Linked DNA regions of Homo sapiens: region 1 is linked to region 2. The links are chromatin contacts, found by Hi-C or POLR2A ChIA-PET in ENCODE. All regions are on one chromosome and are shown on one strand. Each heading gives the region's core, a stretch centred on a gene start or an enhancer-like site at or near the end of the contact. The rest is flanking DNA. Distances are from core to core; before and after follow the strand shown. Region 1 overlaps POLDIP3 (DNA polymerase delta interacting protein 3). Region 2 holds the start of SERHL2 (serine hydrolase like 2).

What was found. Hi-C counts contacts between places; a loop is a spot of excess contacts on that map. ChIA-PET counts read pairs that join two places held with the same protein, here RNA polymerase II (POLR2A). Pooled maps may share reads with other maps.
Region 1: a loop to region 2 is called in a map of posterior vena cava, with 11 times the contacts of the local background. The contact joins the enhancer-like site here to the promoter of SERHL2 in region 2. A Hi-C loop is called at or near these places in 1 of 168 maps with a recorded cell type or tissue (posterior vena cava), 1 of 37 single-sample maps with no recorded cell type and 5 of 50 pooled maps. POLR2A ChIA-PET finds 5 or more read pairs at or near these places in 14 of 52 experiments (A673, H1, HEK293T and 9 more).

Annotation. Positions count from the first base shown.
Region 1 is chr22:42,595,083-42,597,903 of GRCh38, forward strand. POLDIP3 (DNA polymerase delta interacting protein 3) reads right to left here. Exons shown (of 9, transcript NM_032311.5): 5 at 1,104-1,283; 6 at 455-532. Among named protein-coding and RNA genes, the nearest start is that of POLDIP3, 18 kb to the right of the region's middle. Within about 2 kb of position 1,474, at least 3 of the 41 ENCODE cell types and tissues checked have a DNase peak (open chromatin) inside an H3K27ac peak, as active enhancers do.
Region 2 is chr22:42,552,706-42,555,623 of GRCh38, forward strand. SERHL2 (serine hydrolase like 2) reads left to right here and starts at 1,251. Exons shown (of 12, transcript NM_014509.5): 1 at 1,251-1,337; 2 at 2,233-2,382; 3 at 2,527-2,640. The coding sequence starts at 1,316. RefSeq lists a silencer at 794-1,193.

The DNA.
Region 1 (2,821 bases), core at 224-2,723, 43 kb after region 2:
GCTCCTGCCACCCCACAGTTCACTGTGCCTGGACTGTGCAAACAACATGGTTTCTGCTCAACAGCTGCTTTCCCTCTGGGAGTCTGGAATTTTAGTACATGCTACACAGAGAATGCCGAAGTGACCAGCCCCCAGTAAAACCTTTGGGTACTGAGTCTTTAATGAGCTTCCCTGGTGTCACATGTATTGTCACAACTTGCTGCGAGTTGCACCCAGCATCCTGTGCGACTCTGCTGGGAGGGGCCTCTGGAGGCTTGTGCCTCGTTTCCCCCCGACTTCACCCCATGAGCCATTTGCTCTGCATCCTTTTGCTGTCATTAGTCTCAGCCCTGAGCGTGACTATATGCTGAGTCTGGTGAGTCCTAGCAGTCATCAAACCTGAGGGTGGGTCTTAAGAGACCTTTGCCACAGAGGCAGTTTGAGATTTAAATGTTTGGTAGGTCACAGTACTTACAACAATGTCCTCCTCAGTGACTCGAGGGTGCAGATTATTCACAGTCATCTTGGTGCCTTCCAATGGGCTGAGAACAGGCTGCCACACAGACAAGAGCATTACCAGAAGCCAGATGGCTGATAAGCATTCCCACAACAGAAATTCCTCCAGGCACGTGACTAGGAAGGCCCAGAGGAAAGCTCCATGGAGAGTTACCACAAATGGGCCCCCTGAACTTCAGTGTCCACTACACCCCCCATCACTCTATGCTAAAAGCATGGACCCTCTCCCATCTCCCAAATACGCAAGCCTCTCAGGCCCTGAGCCTCTACCTGGAAGGCTACTCATGCTTCCAGACCCACTCAGCTAAAAGAGCCCTTTTTCCCAGACTTCCCAACTGGAATGAGATAATCTGTCCTCAGCCCTCCTAATAGCTTTCTTCTGAGAGAGTCTAACATATCACCAGATACCGCAATCTCTCAGCAGGTCTGCCGTCCCCACTAGCCTGCAAGGTCTTTGAGGGTAAGAGTCCCTAGGTCTTGGTTTGCTCATCTGTAGAATGGGGGTGGCAATGCCCACCTCACAAAGGCGTTGTGGGGAACACAATGAGGTACATATAAGCATACAGCCCTCCTGACCCCAACTGCTGCAGTCACCACCATCACCTCACCTCAGCAGCTGGCAGCTCTTTGGGGGGTTCTTCCTTGTTCACCAGTGTCCGGGACATGTTGGTCAAGGCTTTTGTTCGAATAGAGGAAGGGAGAGCAGGAGCTGTGTATGCATCATTCTGAACCACTTTGGTGAGAGGGAGGGCCTTGGACATGGAAAGCTTGGAACTGCTTAGCCCAGCCTAAACGAAGAGACAGAAAAGAATCTGAGAAGCCAGACCTGCAATGTTCTGAAGAAGCCCCAAGAGGTTGACAACTTGCTGAGAGCATGAACCCTCGATGCCTCCCAGCTCTCTAATTCTATTAGAGGTCTGGAGCCAAAAAGGCTGCCGGCTGCCAGTGACATCCCATAGGGAAGGGGCAGGGGGAGAGAAAAACACACAGCCTGAACGCGCACTCACAGAAGCCACTCCCCACAGTGCTAGAAGCTCTTGGCAGGAAGCTTCCATACAGCCCTGACCTGGAAAATTACCCAGGAGCCACAGGCTCACCCACACCACTTAGACTTTCTAAAAATTCTACAATATGAGGCTGGTCAGAAGGCCAAAAGCTTGGCCAGGCATAGTGGATCACATCTGCCATCCCAGCACTTTGGGAGGCTGAGGTGAGAGGACTGCTTGAGGCCAGGAGTTCAAGACCAACCTGGGCAACACAGTGAGACCTCATCTCTATAAAAAATGTAAAAGAGCTGCTCTGCCTGTGGAGTAGCCATTCTTTTATTCCTTTGTTTTCTTAATAAAGCTGCTTTTGCTTACAAAAAAAAAAATTAAAAGGCCAAAAGCTTGAGGCCAAGTTCATTCCCAGATATGCTTCTATCACAATGTGCTGATCACCACTCTTAAGAAGGCCCAGAATTCAGTGTTTTGGTTCCTCTTCTGGCCATCCAGAGGAACCACACACAGCCTTGGCCTCATCAGCTCCGACTGTCAGGGACACTCGGGCATTTGGCAGTGCAGATCACCAAAAACAGCCCCTCCATCTGGATGTGGTCCCTTGGAAACAAAACTCCCCTGTATTAATGTGTCTGAGGAAAAAGGTGCATAAAGCAGAAGTGACGGGGGCCCTGCTGATTTAGGGCAGTGTTTACAGGCACTGACCCAGGGCAGGGAGAAAGGAGGAACGCAGCGGCCAGAGAGGCACATCAGAGCATGGGCACGGGCAATTCACCACGCTCCTCCAAGTCTGGGTGAAGCAGCGTCATCCCCATGCTGAATTCCACATTCCTCATGTGGAATTCTGCGTCTCCAGAGCTGGGACAGCACAGTGACTCCACACAGGGCCCTGAGAGCGAGACTGCTCGGGCTCCATTCCTAGATCCACTGCTTCTCATCAGCTGGGTGATGTTGAACAGGCTTATTTCACCTCTCCATGCCTGTCCCTCATCCATCAACGAGGGTAATCAACAGTACCCATCTCACAGGGTACAAGACGCATGAGTATAAATATGGCATTTATTCAATTAGGGTATCAAATAGGGATAGAGACTCACTGAGCAAGCTGATAGTTCCCTTGATAGCAGACTTGAGCAGTCTAATTACTGGAAAGGCCTGGTCCCTTTGTAAAGAAACAAACTGGCATCATTCAGCTTCACGACCTCTTTTTTTTTTTTTTTTTTGAGACGGAGTCTCGCCCTGTCACCCAGGCTGGAGTGCAGTGGCGCAATCTTGGCTCACTGCAACCTCCACCTCGGGGTTCAAACAATTCTCCTGCCTCAGCCTCC
Region 2 (2,918 bases), core at 1-2,500:
TAACACGGTGAAACTCCGTCTCTACTAAAAAAAATACAAGAAAAATTAGCCGGGTGTGGTGGTGGGTGCCCGTAGTCCCAGCTACTCGGGAGGCTGAGGCAGGAGAATGGCGTGAATCCGGGAGGCGGAGGTTTAAGTGAGCCGAGATCGCGCTACGGCACTCCAGCCTGGGCTACAAAGCGAGACTCTGTTTCAAAAAAAAAAAAAAAAAAAAAAAAGAGAATTCACTACCAGTACTTGTTCTTATTTGTCCTAGACTTGCCACTGTTTCAGACTCAAAGGGTGCACTTTCCCTCTTTCATTGTAGGATTTAGTGCATGAATCTGCTCACCCCAAACATCCTCTTCATAACTTGGGGTTTTCGATCCTTTCCAGGCAGATATTGTTTATAATCCCTCACCTGGAGGGTTCCTCCACGTCCCCAATTTATACATTCATTTGTTCACCTGTACAATTTTTTTTTTTTTGAGACGGACTCTCGCTGTCGCCCAGGCTGGAGTGCAGTGGTGCGATCTCGGCTCACTGCTGGCTCCGCTCCCCCGGGTTCACGCCATTCTCCGGCCTCAGCCTCCAGAGTAGCTGGGACTACAGGCGCCCACCACCTCGCCCGGCTAATTTTTCGTATTTTTAGTAGAGACGGGGTTTCACCATGTTAACCAGGATGGTCTCGATCTCCTGACCTTGTGATCCGCCCACCTTGGCCTCCCAAAATGCTGGGATTACAGGCGTGAGCCACCGCGCCCGGCCTGTACAACAATTATTAAGACTGGCTTGTGCCAGGCTCTGCTGAGAATCCCAGGACACGGTGGGGACACGGTGGACGCAGGCTGTCCGTCAAGGGGGCTAGTAAGCCACTAAACAAAGGGTAGCCTTCAGCCCTGCGGCGCGGGCCAGCGAGCATTCAGAGGCCCAACTCGCTGTGGTTGCTCCCCGGGTCTGGTCCCGCGCGGACGTGGGGGCGGCCATCAGGACTGCCCGGGGGTTGGCGCCCTGCTGGGTTCCAAGCCGGTGGGCGCGGACAGTGTGGCGGGAAGGCCGGGCCTGGCGGGTGGGGGCGCGGCCTGGCGGTGGGGGTGGACCTTCCTGGGGTGGAGCCCGCGGCTGTGGGAGCAGGGCCCGCCGGGGCTCGGGCAGGGCGGTGGGAAGGCGGGGCCTTCTGAGTGGGGGCGGGGACTGCTGGAGTTGCGGGGCCTGCCTGGGGTAGGGCGGGGCAGGACAGCTTGGAGATAGGGCCCGGAATTGCGGGCGTCACTCTGCTCCTGCGACCTAGCCAGGCGTGAGGGAGTGACAGCAGCGCATTCGCGGGACGAGAGCGATGAGTGAGAACGCCGCACCAGGTCTGACGGGGAGGCCTTGTGCGAGCGTCCCACTGCCCACCCACCTGGTTGGGACAGTAGAAGAGGGCGGGATGGAGTGGAGGGTTCGCCGACCGCGTCGCCCTCCTGGGTGTCGCAGCTCCTTCCTCGGCAGTCCCGGGGCATGAGAGCGCGACCGGCCAGGAGTTGGGGGACCCGGGACACGGCCGCACGTGGCCTCCCAGGGTTCCAGGAGCCCCTGAGTTAGCCGAGCGTGCGCGTGGGTGTCGGGGGTGCGCAAGTCTCCAGCCTTGCAGAGACGGAGGAGGCTGCCAGATGTGGGGGCGGTGGGGGTTCCTGGAGTCCCACCGCCTGCCCTAAATTTCCACTCCGCCCTTGTCGCCCAGTGTGACCTTGGGCATGTACTGCAGCTCCCAGTGCCTCAGTTTCCTGCTCTGTGGAGGGAGAGTGACAGTGGTCCCACCTGCTGCGTGTATGAGGGTTTGGCACCCCTCTGGCCTTTGGGAAAGGCTTAGGAAACGGGCTGTTTCTTTACTCCGGTTTTACAGGAAAGGAAACAGGCTCAAGACGTTTTAGTAACTTCTCCAAGGTTACCCAGCCAGCAAGTGATGGGGTCCAGGCCTGACCAGCGCCCCCGCCCCAGCACATTCTAGAAGGTTCTGCCCCAGTTTAAATGGGGTGCATGCTCTGAGGCCTGTCACAGCTTTTTCCGGCTTAACTTCTCTGTCCCTCCTCTGGGAGTCTCCACTCCCATGTCTGACTCTCTCCCCATAACCTTCTGGGGCAGCTAAGGGTCTGAGTCCCTCTGGACATGAGCCCCTGGCTCAAGCACATCAGGCAGAGATAAGGGGCTCAGGGAGCACCAGCTTCATGGGTGAATGAATGAAGGAATGAAAGACCCGGCTGTGTCTTTCAGGTCTGATCTCAGAGCTGAAGCTGGCTGTGCCCTGGGGCCACATCGCAGCCAAAGCCTGGGGCTCCCTGCAGGGCCCTCCAGTTCTCTGCCTGCACGGCTGGCTGGACAATGCCAGCTCCTTCGACAGACTCATCCCTCTTCTCCCGCAAGGTGTGAGGCTGGGGCTGAAGGGAAGGCCAGGGGGAAAGTGGGCAGGAAGGTGAGGGGGGAGGTCTGCAGGGGAATGAGGAGGGCGGGGAGACAGCTGGCATAGACACCTCTTCCTACCCTCCAACCCGCTTCTCTCTGTTTCAGACTTTTATTACGTTGCCATGGATTTCGGAGGTCATGGGCTCTCGTCCCATTACAGCCCAGGTGTCCCATATTACCTCCAGACTTTTGTGAGTGAGATCCGAAGAGTTGTGGCAGGTAAGAAACAGAGTGTGTATTTTCGGCGGTGTGGGGGGTGCTCTAGGGCACCCCCTCTTATCACTGGAGGCGGGGTAGGATCCAGGAAGCAGCGCTGGCCTGAGAGTGGGGCCTGGGCTCTGGCCCCAGGTCTGCCAGCAATTCACGGGAGATCTTGGGAAAGTTGAAGAGTTCGCTTCCTCCAGTGGGTCCCCCAAGCTAGTGTCCTGGGTGGACACCCCAGATGCTGGGAAGGGATTTCCTGAGCCTGGGGACTAGAAGCAAGATCGTGGGCTGAG